Linked DNA regions of Homo sapiens: region 2 is linked to region 1. A link is a contact called in ENCODE Hi-C data. All regions are on one chromosome and are shown on one strand. Each heading gives the region's core, a stretch centred on a gene start or an enhancer-like site at or near the end of the contact. The rest is flanking DNA. Distances are from core to core; before and after follow the strand shown.

The links. Hi-C counts contacts between places; a loop is a spot of excess contacts on that map. Pooled maps may share reads with other maps.
Region 2: a loop to region 1 is called in a pooled map, with 7 times the contacts of the local background. The contact joins the promoter of SLC12A6 here to the promoter of FMN1 in region 1. A Hi-C loop is called at or near these places in 7 of 50 pooled maps.

Annotation. Positions count from the first base shown.
Region 1 is chr15:33,189,717-33,197,269 of GRCh38, reverse strand. FMN1 (formin 1) reads left to right here and starts at 2,556. Exons shown (of 21, transcript NM_001277313.2): 1 at 2,556-2,692; 2 at 3,210-3,361. It overlaps LOC105370759 (a long non-coding RNA gene), which reads right to left and starts at 2,359. Exons shown (of 3, transcript XR_932090.3): 1 at 1,695-2,359. RefSeq lists silencers at 2,254-2,463, 2,238-2,577.
Region 2 is chr15:34,332,071-34,339,623 of GRCh38, reverse strand. It overlaps SLC12A6 (solute carrier family 12 member 6), which reads left to right and starts at 1,843. Exons shown (of 26, transcript NM_001365088.1): 1 at 1,843-2,292; 2 at 2,872-3,214. The coding sequence starts at 2,944. RefSeq lists a silencer at 1,429-1,988 and enhancers at 3,278-3,397, 3,599-3,668, 3,729-3,778, 5,406-5,455.

The DNA of each region.
Region 1 (7,553 bases), core at 1,307-3,806:
GACATGGTGAAACCCCATCTCTATTAAAAACACAAAAAATAGCCAGGCATGGTAGTGTATGCCTGTAGTCCCAGCTACTCAGGAGGCTGAGGCAGGAGAATCACTTGAACCTGAGAGACAGAGGTTGTAGTGAGCCGAGATTACACCAGTGTACTCCAGCCTGGGTGACAGAGTGAAATTGTCTCAAACAAAACAAAACAAAACAAAACAAAACAAAACAAAACAAAACTCCACTAACTTGTTAATTAGTGTATACCTTTGTATTGATCTATAACCTTTAACTTATTTATATTTTGTCTTTATTAATAGCCTCTTTGGGAAAATATTTTTCTTCTCCTTTCTCTTTAAAACACCTCCTACTCCCTCCCCCTACCAAGCTTAGAGCAAGTACATATTTCCAGGTTTGATTAAAGGCCAGAGTAGGATTTAGGAATTTCTTCAGAACACTGTTGAAACAATGCTGGAATATGACTTTGGATTAACATCCTTTTACCTTTCTAGGACTCAGCTCACACGACCATGATATTATTTTGTGGGTGGACTTTAAAAGATTTCTACATCAATTAAAACCTAGTTTGACTTAAGCCCTGCAAAATTTTACTTCCTTCCCAACAATAGGAAATCACAGCTCCCTTCTATGAGCAAAGTTGACTTGCAATTGCTCCTAACACATGTCAGAGGTGACACTTCACTCTTAAAGGTGCTTCTGAGGCTGCGGTTTCAAGAAGTCAGTAGTGTGAAAACTGGATCCCTATATGACAATTTTCAGGTAAAAAGAAAAAAGCATCAAGGAATTAAGAGTCGTACTGAGGGCTTCTTATTCTTCTAACTGATGATGATGATTTTTAGACAGGAGATATACGGACCTCGTATTGACTCTACTCCTAACTACGAACATGACCCAAGGACAATTACTTGAACTTTGGGAACCTCAGTTTTCTTATCTATAAGTGGAATTTACAAGGGGAAGATATGAGGATTGAAGGAGATAATGTATATGAAGTGCCTATGGAGCCGGGCACAGCACTTCACAACTGTAATCTCGGCATTTTGGGAGGCTGAGAAGGGAAGATCGCTTGAGCTTAGGAGTTTGAGACCAGCTTGGGCAATATGGTGAAACCCTGTCCCTACAAATAAAAAATTAAAAAATTAGCTGGACATGGTGGTGCCCGCCTGTAGTCCCAGGTACTTTGGAGGCTGAGTTGGGAGGATGGCTTTAGCCCACGGGGTTGAGGCTGCAGTGAGCCAAGATCGCACCACTGCACCCCAGCCTGGGTGACAGAGTGAGACCGTGTGTTAAAAAAACAAATAAATAAAGGGCCTATCAGTGTTTGGCTAATATTGTGATTAAGAATAAATCAGAGTTCCAATAAACTATTATTTCTAGAAAAAAAATAGTGAAAAAAATCACCTTAAAAATACCTTCCAAATTTTTTTCCCATTTACTTATTTGAAAACAGAATCTATTCAGGACAAAATTCTATCTTCAAGTACCAAATGGGTGATACAGTTCGCATTTATCCAAAAGCAGATTAAAGACAATGCCTTTTCTTGCCTACCTACTTGGAAAAGATCTCAGTGTCACTCAAATCACATTCCAAATCTCAACGACATTAAGGCCTCAAATCCTCTTAGGAAAGGTTTGAAGGTAGTTCATTTCAGTAATGATTAGACACTTGGGGACAAAACAGTACCTTGGCATCAAGGTCTGTACTGATTCACCAGCACAGAAATAGCAGTAACAAGATCTTCAACTCTGAGGTGTTCAAATAAGCAGACAAACTCCCTCGTGAGGCCCAGGCCTCTTGACATCCGGACTCAGTCTTTCTTTCTCAGATCGCCAAGGGTCTGGCCCATTTCTCAGCCTAAACCTATTTTGCGTTTAATTCAAACCAGTCAAAGTAACTTAACCGCCAGCAGTTAAAAAGCTACTAGGAGGAAGCGTAGGCAGGAGATGGGAGAGGAAAAGGCTCCTGTCAGGGTTTGGGCTTATGTGTGGATTCTTGAATTCTCCTTCTTTGTTCCTTTTAGCACTTACGATCAAGAACGGCTAGGCTGAGGGGGCAGGGGGGCCAGGCCACTGGAGCGAAACGGCCTCTCCGGATCTGGAGGCGTGGGAACCTCGGGAATAGTGGGGAGTTCCAGACCAGTTCCCTTCCCCCATCTGAACAAGTCCAGAGCGTGCGCCTTGAGAGGCGCTCGGAAACAGGGAAGCTGGGGACACGTAGCGAGAGACTGGTTGTCGCCCTGGCTGTCCGTCTTAGACCTAGCTTAGCGACCACCGCCTTCAATCCCTCAGCCCGGATCAGACGGTGCCAAAAGACAGCACTGCTTCCCAGCCTGGCCCAACGGCTCGGCTGCTGATTGGGCACCGCCGCCTCCCGCCCCGCCTCCCCTGCCACCTCGGGCGCCGCTGCACGTTTCCACTGGTCTTCAGCCCTGCCGATCAGTTTACTGCTCACCTCCCCCAAACAGCTCGTCAGGCCGGCGCGTGCTAGGAAGGCGGGGCCTGTGGCCTGTGGGGCGGAGCCTCGGTGGAGGTCGGCGCAGCTGCCCCTTTGGGCTTTGGCTCTGGACTGGAGCGCAGCATCCTTCGAGGCTGCAGCCGCCACGGCTGTTGCCGTAAGCAATCCTCCTGCCTCAGCCTCCCGAGTAGCTGGGACTCGGGACCAGCCTCCCGAGTATTGGTCAGGTAAAGAGAGTCTTGTCTGTTCTGCTGGCCATCTGCCCGTCTCTTCTTCCCGACCAAAGGCTGCCTGCTCCGCCTTCCCCCGTGGCTTTCAGGGTTCTTGGAATGAGGCATCAAGTCTATTTACCCCGCCAGCTTATCTTCCTCCCCTTCTGTGTCGGTTCCTCCAGCTCCCCCACCAAGCTGCTCCCAAGTACGTTGGTGGGCCCTCCGGGTCATCCCAACGCTCCTCACTACAGAACTCCTGTCGTTGACTCTCAGGTCCCAGCCCCCTTGACCCGCCAGTGCAGTCTCATTCCCAGCTTGGCACAGGAAAGGTGGAGGGCGGGAGGGCGGGAGGGCGGGGGACGGAGAGATGCAGAGCTTTTTTTTTTTTTTTTTTTTTTTTTTGAAGCTGGATGTGTTTAGCGCAGAGGGGGAGCACCACAATGGGATTGCATTGGGAACAGAAGCAGCTTCATGACTATGGTTGGCAATGACTAGAAAGGTATCTGTTGCTGCTTTTTGCTTGTGTTTATAGATGACATTTACCATCACCGTTTTCTTCTTCTTTCATCATCATCATCATCACCATTGCCACTACCACCACCTCCAAGGCCACTACCACCACAGCATCTCTGTTCCTCCATCAGAGCTCTTCAAGTTCTGTAAAGGCAGATTCTCTAAAGGCATGTAAGTGCTGACGGATCCCCCAACCCCCTCCCCCACCACCAAATAACGAACAGTGCTCTTGCCCCCTGAGGCCAGAGCCAAGCCCTCATTTAACTCAAGAACAAGTAGCTGGGAGCAGAGTGTGAGCTGGGAGGATTTTCCTTATCCTCATTTGCAATTGAGATTGCCAAAGAAAACCCTTTATTTTAATCATCCACATTTCTGCTTGCTGTCTCCTGGAGAGTTCCATGTTAGCACTCACACACTCCGAATGGGCTGAATGCAGAGCCTGAACCTGTGATATATATGGGGAGTGGCAGTCACTGAGAGGTGAATGTCCAGACCCAATCCTTTAAGAAGACCAGGTGGAGTAGCAGACAACCTGACTTTCTGCTACAGTAGCTCCAGCTGTACTAAAGCATGTTTACTATTCATGTTTGCATATGGGACATGTGCCATCATCTGCTATGCCCCCTTGCGTGTGTATTGGCAGGGGGGCGGAGGGGCGCATCTAAATTCCTAGGAGAGAGAATTATATTCTGTTCTCTACACCAGGTAGCATCTTATAGGCACACCAATGGGATTCAACAGCCGTTGCTTAGCTGTTTCTAGGGCTTACTGCAAATCTCTTGGATCACAGACTTATTAACCCTTTTTTGGGAGGGAAAACAGTATAGCTGAGAATTGCATACCAGATTAACTGTCGTTGTGGAAGATGTTGCTTCCACAATGAATCAATGAGGTCTCGGGTCTTCTTGATCAGATATCTAAACACTAGTCTCCTTTCTCTCAACTGTGTTACAGTCCAGGAGCAGGACCAATGAATAGTTAGACATATTGCAGGAACAAAGAAGCAATGGCCTCAATGGAGGGAAACAATGGAGAAGAGTAGTGAGACAGTATATTGTAATGGCTAAACTCATAAACCTGTCAGACATAGGTTCAAATCCTGGACCAGCCACTGACTAGCTCAGTGATTTTTGCAAGTTGCTTGCCTCTTTAATTTTAATTTCTCGTCTGTAAAATAGGGATAATACTACCTGTCTCTTAGGAGAAGGTGTGAGGATTAAACGAGATAATATAGGTAAAATACTCAGTAGTTTCTGGCACATAAGTGGGGAATTTATAGTAACTGCTATTAATAATACTAGTCAAGAAGGATAATAAAGGCCAGTCTCGTTCCTAAAAATTATGCATTTTTTTCCATTGTCTTTATCCTTTTTAGGTGTCAGAGCTGATGCAAATGGGGTATGGTAGTCTTCAGGTTCCTTATAGCACTACATCTTAGAGGGGTGCCACTATTGAAGCCACCTGTGTTTGGACAGGCATTTCTCTCACCAGCCTTCACAAGTACTTAGCCGATTCTTAGTTGAGATACGTTAAAGATGCAGCTTTAGAGAAGATTTCCAGGCCTCTGGCCCTATTCTAGACTGCTTCTTTCTCACTGAGTGTTCAATGCATTGACTGTGATTGATGAAGCCTTTGTCACAGGCTTAACCCTGCCTAGACCAAATGCTTTGGCCAAGGGAATGGGGTCCCATAGGACCTATGATTGTCTAAGGGTAGGTCTCATATCCTGGTCATCCTCCCTTTCCAGACATAAAATTGGTGGAGCTGTTCCCAGAGGAAGAGGAATGGGGACAGACTGGAACTTGATGTGATGATGGTAAATATCCTTGATAGAAAATTGAGAAATGCTTCTCTCCTATCTCATATACCATGCCTCAAAGTCTAGTTTTACGTTAAAGTTTTGGATTCATGCACACCATCCCAAGCTGTGGTGTGCTTTAGATGATCTTGCCTTTAATGGTTTTCTTATTAAAACTTTATTCGTATCAGTGTAAAAGTTCATAATGGATATTTCATATCTTGCAGTGATGCTACTGGTTGGTAGTATGACCACGTTTAGGGGCTATTCATAATCTCTTTTTGGGACCTGGTTTTAAGAGTAGCTATTATTTTTAGATGTACATAGTCTCTGTCTTAAATATCAGCTTAATTCTCAACAGGTCCCAGCCTGTGTTGACAGAATTACAGCTGTTAATCTGATTTGCCTGATCTTGCAGAGACGCTAAACCATGGGAATTGTATTCTCCTGCAGCAAATATAAGCTTGCACCAACAGGCTGGCACTGTGAAGGAACTGAAGCATCTCTGTATTTAGTGTCTGTGCTGAAGTGCTGACAAAGCATCAACCCCATGCTCTGCAAAATAGTAATTACTAAAGCGGGGAGATGTAAAGAAGGAAACAAACCTCTTTACCTTGTCAGCGCATAAAAGCAAGGGTCTGAGAAATGGAGCATTCCCTCTCACTTATGTTTCTCAAGTTCCCTGGCTAAAAGTAAACAATCTCCCAGAGTAACCTGGATTTCTGTGCTTATCTACGCTTTCAGCAAATACTGCCTTAGTGCATGTTTGAGGATGAGGGAGAGAGAAGAGAGTTGGTCCTCCTTGTGGACATCCTTACCTCCCCACTGGCCTGAAATGACCATGATCTCTGTAATGCATCTCTCTAGGAAGCAGACTACTAGTTAAGTTTTTTTTTCTTTAACCAACACACCTCCTATTTCCTTAACTTGATACTGACTTGTTTTATGTTCCATCTTATTCGAACTATGCCTATCTCTTCCTTCTAAAGTGTCATAGGTCACTGCTAATGATGAACACCTTTCAAATGAAACGCTTTTTTACTGTGGTCTTCCACGTGACAGGCTATTGGGCAAAATATTTTGGAGGTAGCCAGGACTTTTTTTTTTTTTTTGAGATGGAGTCTCGCTCTGTTGCCCAGGCTGGAGTGCAGTGGCACGGTCTCAACACACTGCAAGCTCCGCCTCCCGGGTTCACGCCATTCTCCTGCTTCAGCCTCCTGAATAGCTGGGTCTACAGGTGCCCACCACCACGCCTGGCTAATTTTTTGTATTTTTAGTAGAGATGGGGTTTCACCGTGTTAGCCAGGATGGTCTTGATCTCCTGACCTTGTGATCTGCCTGCCTCGGCCTTCCAAAGTGCTGGGATTACAGGCGTGAGTTACCACGTCCGGCCAGCCAGGACTTTTTAACGTTCATGTTTGTCATCAGGATCTGGGCATTAATGGAGAAGTAGCAGGGACCGCCAGAATGCTGACTGGGAGGATAGACAAGGCTGTAAAAGTGGGGCAGGAGACACCTTTATGATGCTGCTGCCAGGATACTAGTACTCACACCCCTGCCACAGGCCTTCCAGTATGAGTGCTCTAGTTCATGTTTTTGTTAAAGAAGCTCAGAGAACATGATACGATCTGAAGACTAGTAGTCTAGAAATGCGTCAGACAGCAGTGCTTGTTGTTAAACACTCCTTTAGCCATAGTTGCCCTGTTTTTCCATTTTTCCCCCACGTGAGTATCTATCCACATTCATCTAGGCCTAGGTGCTTTCTCCAATGATGTCCTCCGTGAAACATAAGGAAAAATATGGACCTCTCAAAGAGAAAGAGAACTGTCTACTTATTAGGAGAAGCCCTCCCTGGTGATTCACTCACCATAGTAATTTTGGGAAACCTCATGGTTTCCAAAACCTTAATATTTGCACAAATGAAATTCAAATGAAATTGAATGAATGCCATCTTTTGAGCAGCACACAGGTGACTGTAGCACTGTCTCATGTTCTCTAAAATCTCTTCTTTAGAGTTTCAAGAACTCTTTTCAGTCTCTTCTCAGTAGAGAAGATAATACTTCTAAGTATTAAAGAGCAGGTTTTTTGCTCTTTGCTATTGTAAGGATTGCTGAGCCAGAATGGAGAAAGTATTTGGGAAGAATTGCTGCCACAGTGTTTAATGGTCTTCCTCCTCTGTGAGAATTACAACTGAGCAAACATTGTTATGTTTAAATGTGTTCAGTCCCCAAGAGGCAGTGAGTAAAATCTTTGTTACCATTTTCAAAGTGTGCATTGCTGCTTTGATCTCTTCACTGACCGAAAGCACATCCCTATGGTCTCAGCCCTGTGCGTCCTAATAAAGCTGATTTCTCACCGTTACACCAGGGAGTCCATGTAGTTTGTTGATGCTCTATTCTGAGAAAAATGTCCTCAAAGTCTATTCCAAGGGCAAGACTCAAGTGAGCATGAGTTGTATGTTTTCTCTGTGTCCATCCTTGGCTTAATACAGAAGACTTAAATTCCTTTCTTTGGTTATGTAATCTGCTGGTTCCTCTGTGAAGTAGGTAAATGATGCTGTACCTC
Region 2 (7,553 bases), core at 594-3,093, 1.1 Mb before region 1:
CTTCATTTTGCACCAGAGGCTGTGTCTCCCTGAGAAAATAAAGAGATCCCTGGGGTATTAACGTCTGAGACATACATTTATAGAGCTTGGTTAGTGCTCAGAAACAAGAAAAGTCTTAACAGGGATAGTATATTGGAATTAGGTGGTACATATAAGTAAATGCAGATACACTGGTAGGAAATTGGGTTTCATAAAAATTCTGTGTTTCTTTATAAAGGAAAAGTCTGAAGTTTGAATGAACGGCAGGCCTGCCTGAGGAAAAAATTGATCCTGCTGAGGATGGATGAAAGCTGTGGGCCTGAATCAAGAAACCCAGACTTTATAAAGAGTCAAACTTTAGGAGGTTTACACTTTACATTAGGATTTCTCATTTTGTTACCAGGATCTTTTTAACCTTTTTGATCCTTTAATCCTTGAAAGGATTTGGACTTTGTGTGTCATTTGATAAAAGAGAACTTCCGGGAATACAGTTCCCATTGCTAGGAGTGCTGCTTAAACATAACCACTTGTGAGGAGCCAAGACCCCAGGCAAAACCGGGGGCCAGTTTCTGGGCCCAGGTGATTGTTAAATTTAGAGGTCTTGATCACAGCTATAGGAAATAGCTTTTCAAACAAAACATTGGTGAGTCAGAATTTATCGAACACCACCATTTATACATTAAATAAACACTAAGAAAAAATATTCTAGCGACAAATGTAGTGGTGAAAACATGGAATGGATTTGAGAAAATACATCAACGTCTTCTCCAGGTATAAAAAAACGTATTATTTAGTGGAACTTTCAGTCTGACTAGAAAGTGGACATAGCATTTATTAAAAGGACAAGAACAACAACAAAAAATTAAAGTAGGACAAATGTGTTTAAGGTACTTTATAGTTTTATTTTTATTTATTTATTTCTTTGAGACGGAGTTTTGCTCTTGTCCCCCCAGGCTGGAATGCAATGGTGCGTTCTCGGCTCACTGCAACCTCCGCCTCCCAAGCTCAAGCGATTCTCCTGCCTCAGTCTAAGGAATAGCTGGGATTACAGGCACACGCCACCACGCCCGGCTAATTTTTGAATTTTTGGTAGAGACGGGGTTTCGCTATGCTGGCCAGGCTGGTCTGGAACTCCTGAGCTCAGGTGATCGATCACGCCCGCCTCAGCCTCCCAAAGTGCTAGGATTACAGTCGTGAACCACCGCGCCAGGCCTACTTTATAGTTTTAATTTTTTTTTTTTACATAAAAGTGGTTTATTTGTATGTAGACCTCTACATAAAAATTACAATGAGGGTTATTCCCAGGTATAGGAGCGGTGTTTCTGGTTAAAGAAATCATGAATGATGTTTTCAGAGACACTCATGAAAGAGAAATGGCTCCCCGGGTTCTGAGGGTGAGGAGCAGCGCCCGCCCTCTAGGATGCTTCCAGAGTGAGTGTGCAGCACAGCCGGACCGAGGAAAAGGATTATTCCCCTCTTCACGCGGGTCGGGCCGTGCCCTGGACTACAGCTCCCGTCGTGCCCCTGGCCACTCGTATTCGGCCCCGCCCCGCCTGCCGTGTCCCGCGGCGAGCGCAGGCGCGCTGCACTCGGTCACCGCGGGCTGCGGCGGCTGGGCGGGGCTTTCGGGCGCCCGCGGGACGGTTCCGCCCTCTCACTGCACCCCCGGGCTTCTCTTCGCAAGGTTCACCTCGAATGAGGAACAAGCGGGGAGGGAAGGGAAGGGCTGCGGCGGCGCGGGCGCACCCCGTCGGGCCCGGGGCTGGGGGAGGCCAGGTCACGTAACTGCTGCTCTGGCGTCGGGCCGGGGAGGGGGCGCCAGCCCCGGCAGCGCGAACCCTGCGCGCGCCGCGGCTCTGAAACAGTTACCGGCTAGTAAACAACAGCTGCGCGCGCACCCGCATCAGCTGGCGCCGGGATACTGCACCTGCGACCTCCTTCTCCCTCACCCTGCTGCCCAGTCAGGCCAGCCTGCGTGGCCGTCTCCTCCTCTACTGGGACCCTGAGGAAGAACGACGAGGGGGTGACCTGCGCCGGGGCGGGGGTAGGGGAGAACGCGCCTCCGGCAAAGGGGGTGGCTCGTCCTGTCACACGCAGGAGAAACCTAGCGAGCGGACCGTGGCTCAGTGGACTAGCTACGACTTGCCACGACTCTGAGCTGCAGTCCGAGGTGTCTTGATCCGCTAACCTCCTCCCAGACCCCGAGGACCTTTCTGCTAGGAGAAGAGCGGGCGCGCCACCCCCACCGACCTCTCGGAGACAGGAATCCGCTCTGCCCCTGCATCCTCCTCTGCTCACCCTTCTCTCAGTAGTGTGGGTTATTTTTCCCGTTATGCATGTGCACCTTTCCCACCAGACCCAAGTGGATTGTCGACATCAAAAACACCGGGTGGCTTTGCATACACCTCCCCCCAGCCAGACCTGTGGGGTATTCACCTGATACACAACAGGTGGCCGGGTGTACACCTTTTAGCAATCTGATCCACGCTATAGTCGCCTGATAAAGGTTTGCCTGCACGCACTTCGCCCAACTAGAACCGTGGGACACTCACCAGATAAAGGACTACCTCGACAGGAAACTGGGGGCTGAGGGGAGGGAGGCTTCATCTGCTGCCCTGAGACCATGGCACTGAGCCTTCAGCCCCGGACCAGAGGGGTTAGCTAGGTAGCTCTTCATTCTGAAGGAAAGAAGTCACACAAGATTGGCATTGTTTTGTCTTTTTGTTTTTTGTTTTTTTCTCTCTTAAAAAATATATTCACCTATTGGTGATGCACTTTCTAGGACAGTCGGCTTGAATTCTGAGTAGAAGTATTCTTAGTTGGGGCTTTTTGTGTGGTGTGAATCAAGGTTATTGAAATGTGTTATTTTTCAAGTTATCTTTTGTATTGCAGTCAAAAGTAGCTAGCGTAAGAGGAAGATTTTGCGAGGTTCCCCCCACTTTTTTTGTTCTTAAAAAGAACAAAATGCATCCTCCAGAAACCACCACCAAGATGGCTTCAGTTCGGTTCATGGTGACACCGACAAAGATCGATGACATTCCAGGTTTGTCAGACACCAGTCCGGACCTCAGCTCTCGATCTAGTTCCCGAGTAAGATTTAGCTCCCGGGAAAGCGTGCCTGAAACAAGCCGGAGTGAGCCTATGAGTGAGATGTCTGGGGCCACCACTTCGCTGGCAACTGTTGCACTGGATCCACCCAGTGACCGGACTTCTCACCCCCAGGATGTCATCGAGGGTAAGTAGAAACACAGACCGCAGCATACTTTCATTACTGGGTTCTTTATCCAAGATGACCATCTATGGATCTGGAAGATCATAATCATATAATTATGATTATAATAGTCATCAGGAACCAAGGCATCTCTTTGTGAGATGCTTAGGAACTCTTTGGAATAATAGCATAGTGGCTCTTTGCAGTAGTAATTTGGTATGTGGGAAGGTGTATGACAAGAAGGAAGGCAAATGTATATTTTAACTTCCTCATTTTTGTCTTCTTAGAAATGAAATGGGTATTTTGGTTAAAAGTGAATATCAAAGAATGTAATCGTTTTCAGCACACAGAATCCTAAATTTTAAAATTTAGTGAGTTGGATATGTGTTCTGTAGCCATCATTGGCTATTTCAGTCTGCTTTAAGACTGGTTTCATGGAGTAGTTACTGGTCGTATCTTAGCAGCTTTCCTCCAAGACTTCGAATGTGTATTGCAAAATTCTTTTTTGAAATCTGTATTTTTATGGAGACCTTGACACAAGTAGCTAAGCCCACTCAGGGTGATGGTGGGTAGACCTAATGTGCTATTCTGTCAAATGGAAGACTTCTGAAAAGGCTTTTAGGGCCTGATTCCCATGTAATTTATTCTCTCTGAGCTTTAGATGGAAAGTCTGATGATTAGAGTTAGCAGGTAGCACACAAGCCACTCCTGGCTCATGTTGACTGCTACAGACCTTTAGCTTCCTAAACCAGTTTGTGTGTGTCAGCTGGCTTGGTTTTATTTGAGGTACTGGGAAGAGGTGATGGAAGAGAGAGAAGAGAGAAAATGGGGAGATCATAACATTTTTTGGACTCTGAAATTTAAAAGTTTGAGACCTGTACTGCTTTATATATTTAGTTTTATGCTGTGTTGTAACTAATGTAATCTTTTAATGATAAAAATTTCCCTTAAAGACTCTTAAAATAATATTCCACCCAAGTTTGAAAACCATAGCCTCACCCACTGACTTGTGAAAGCAAGGCTTACTCACCATTTTCCGGTGTCAGGAAATATTGTTCCTTTTAACCTAAAGGGTTCAGGAAACCAGAATGATTTTAGTTCCCTAATTCTGTTTGTGTTTTTAGTATCTGGAGACAAGGTAGATTTGGTAAAGTTTACAGTCCTAGAATTCACTCATCCTTGACTAATCATTTTTTCTTTTATGGAGACATAGGTTGGTTCTCAGACTTTACTGTTTTCAACTTTTTGACAAATTTTACAGTGTGTCATACACTGGATTAAAATTACAGTATGGAATACAAATTTATCATTTCCTCTTCCTCCAAATTAATTCCAAATTGTGGTTTTAGTTTTTATCCATCATGCTGTATTTAGGTTGTAAAAATTCCAGGTAAAGACTATACCAGTGTTAATTTCTTAATATTGTAATTATCATTAGGTAATTTATAGTTTAGTTTGTTAGACTTGTGACTTACATGTTACAGAATTGTATTTTTATTCTTTGGAAAAGTGGACTTAGTAATGTGTTAGACCAGCAGAACAGGTTCCTTGTCCAGTCTGCGGTTCTTACGTTACCCTTAAGCATTCTTTACAGTCTAAAGTGGTATCCTTTTACACTATAGGGGTAAAAATGGGACTACAGGGGTAAAAATGGGGACATATCTAAGTGAAATTTATGTTTGTTTACGTGGTTACAGATGTTAAAAGCTTGGTTCTCTATATAACACATTCCTTACTTAATGTTTAAATATTCTCCGGTACCCAGATGAAAGGGAAATTAATAGTCTGGCCATTAGAGAGGACTTTGCCCTATTCTCGTGGAACTTTATACTTTCTCAGTGACCTACCTTTTCTCTTTTTTTTTCTTTCTATATTTAAAAAAATTCTTATGATGACTGTCATCATGTGATAAATTTTCCCCACCATTAGAAGAAACCACTTAGAAACACAATTATTTCACCCTTGACTTCTCAGTATGTGAAAGCCCTTGTTAGATTTAGATGTAGATCTTCAAAGGGTGCTGTTGTGAAGAAAAGGGCCTAATGTTAATATACACTTCCCTCTAGGCTGGCTTTAATATAGATAACAACTGCATCCTTTCTACAGTTGACTCTCCTTAAGCTCATAGTGCATTTCACAGTTAGTTTGCTATTTTAGTATTTACAGTTCTCTGAATTTTTTCACCCTTTGTACATCCTTCTGTGGTTGTGACATTAGTATGATTCTCCTTTCCCCCATGCCTCCCACGTTTCTTCCTGTAGAGAAACTTCCCACCCGAAGTTTCTTGTCATATGTCTTCTACTCACATTACATCACACAAACAGGAGGTGACACATGAAGTTTTTTTTGTTTTTTTTTTTTTTGAGATGGAGTTTCACACTTGTTGCCCAGGCTGGGGTACAAGGGCGCAATCTCCACTCACTGCAATCTCTGTCTCCCGGGTTCCAGTGATTCTTTTGCCTCAGCCTCCCAAGTAGCTGAGATTACAGGCATGCACCACCACACCTGGCTAATTTTTTGTATTTAGTAGAGATGGGGTTTCATCATGTTAGTCAACCTGGTCTCAAACTCCTGACCTCAGGAGATACACCCACCTTGGCCTCCCAAAGTGCTGGGATTACAGGCGTGAGCCACAGCGCCCAGCCCTACATGAAGTTTTAAATACTTATTTCAGTATATTTTAATTTTTTCTGCTGTTGGCTTTCTGAGTAGTTTTCTTTCTGCTATCAAAGTAATTTTTCTTTCATTTTGGCAAGGCTCCATTTGAATTTATAGGACTGTCCAGTTGGTAAAATCAAGAATCTTAGCAGTGTATTAGCTTATGTATGAAGAACGCCTTAAAGATACAAAAGAAACTGTTGAGAGTGGATGCCTCTGGAAAGTGAGTTACAAAAATAGAGTGGAGCCAGGCACGGTGGCTCACGCCTGTAATCCTAGCACTTTGGGAGGCCGAGGCGGGTGGATTCCCTGAGCTCAGGAGTCCGAGACCAGCCTGGGGAACACGGTGAAACCCTGTCTCTACTAAAAATACAAAAAATTAGCCAGGCGTGACGGCGTGCGCCTGTAATCCCAGCTGCTCGGGAGGCCTTGACAGGAGAATTGCTTGAATCCAGGAGGCGGAGGTTGCAGTGAGCTGAGATCACGCCGCTGCACTCCAGCCTGGGTGACAGAGCGAGACTCTGTCTCAAAAAAAAAAAAAAAGAAAAAGAAAAAAAAATAGAGTGGAATTTTCTTTTACCAAAACAATTAAGGGCATATACAACTTTTAAGTATTTATAGTGTATCACTTTTATAGTAATTTTTTTGAAAAGCACCACATGTTAGAGCTAATGATCTAGAATCTTATTCTGATCAAACCACATTTTAATAAGTGAGGAGACTTAAAACCCCAATAGATTAGACTAAAAAAATAACAAAATAAATGAGGAAACTAAGGCTTATAGAGATGGTTATTTGTAGATCACAAAGTGGCAAAGCCAAGACTGAAGTTCAGGCCTCCTGACTTTTATCTAGTGCTCTTTCTTGCATCATTTTGCCTCTGCTATGATGAACATTTTTTACATGTGCTTTATAACCATGTGGCTATAAAACATATTTTTATATGTCATTTGCAGGACCTAATACTTTTTTTCTTTTTCTTTTTTTTTTTTTGAGGCAAAGTCTCGCGCTGTCGCCCAGGCTGGAGTGCAGTGGCGCTATCTCGGCTCACTGCAACCTCCACCTCCCTGGTCCAAGTGATTCTCCAGCCTCAGCCTCCCAAGTAGCTGGGATTACAGGCATCTGCAACCACACCCGGCTAAATTTTGTGTTTTAGGAGAGATGGGGTTTCACCATGTTGGCCAGGCTGGTCTCAAACTCCTGACCTCAAATGATCCTCCTGCCTCGGCCTCCTAAAGCTCAGGGATTACAGGTGTGAACCATACACCCTGCCTGCAGTCCCTAATACATTTCAACCTTTTATAAGTCAACAGATACTCCCTGAGACGCTGGTATGTATGAGGCAGTCTGGTATTAATTGTAGGAAATATACAGGTAACATATAGTTTCTACCTTTGCAGATCTCATGGTATAATGGTGAAAATGACTAGAGCACTTTACTTATTCCTTCACCAAATATTTGTTACTCTGAGCAATGAGTTAAGGATAAGGCACTGGCTGGCTGTTAAAGATGTTGGGTGTTAAAGACAGAGAAAAAGCATCCGTTAATCTGTTCTAAGGAAAGTTATGATCTAATAGACAAAGCAAACACATTTGTATATAAATTATAATGCTGTATAAGTCCAACAATAGAAATATGCAAAAATACGGCAAAGGAAAATGATCAACTAAGATAAAATAGAGACACTTAAGAGACTGGAGGACT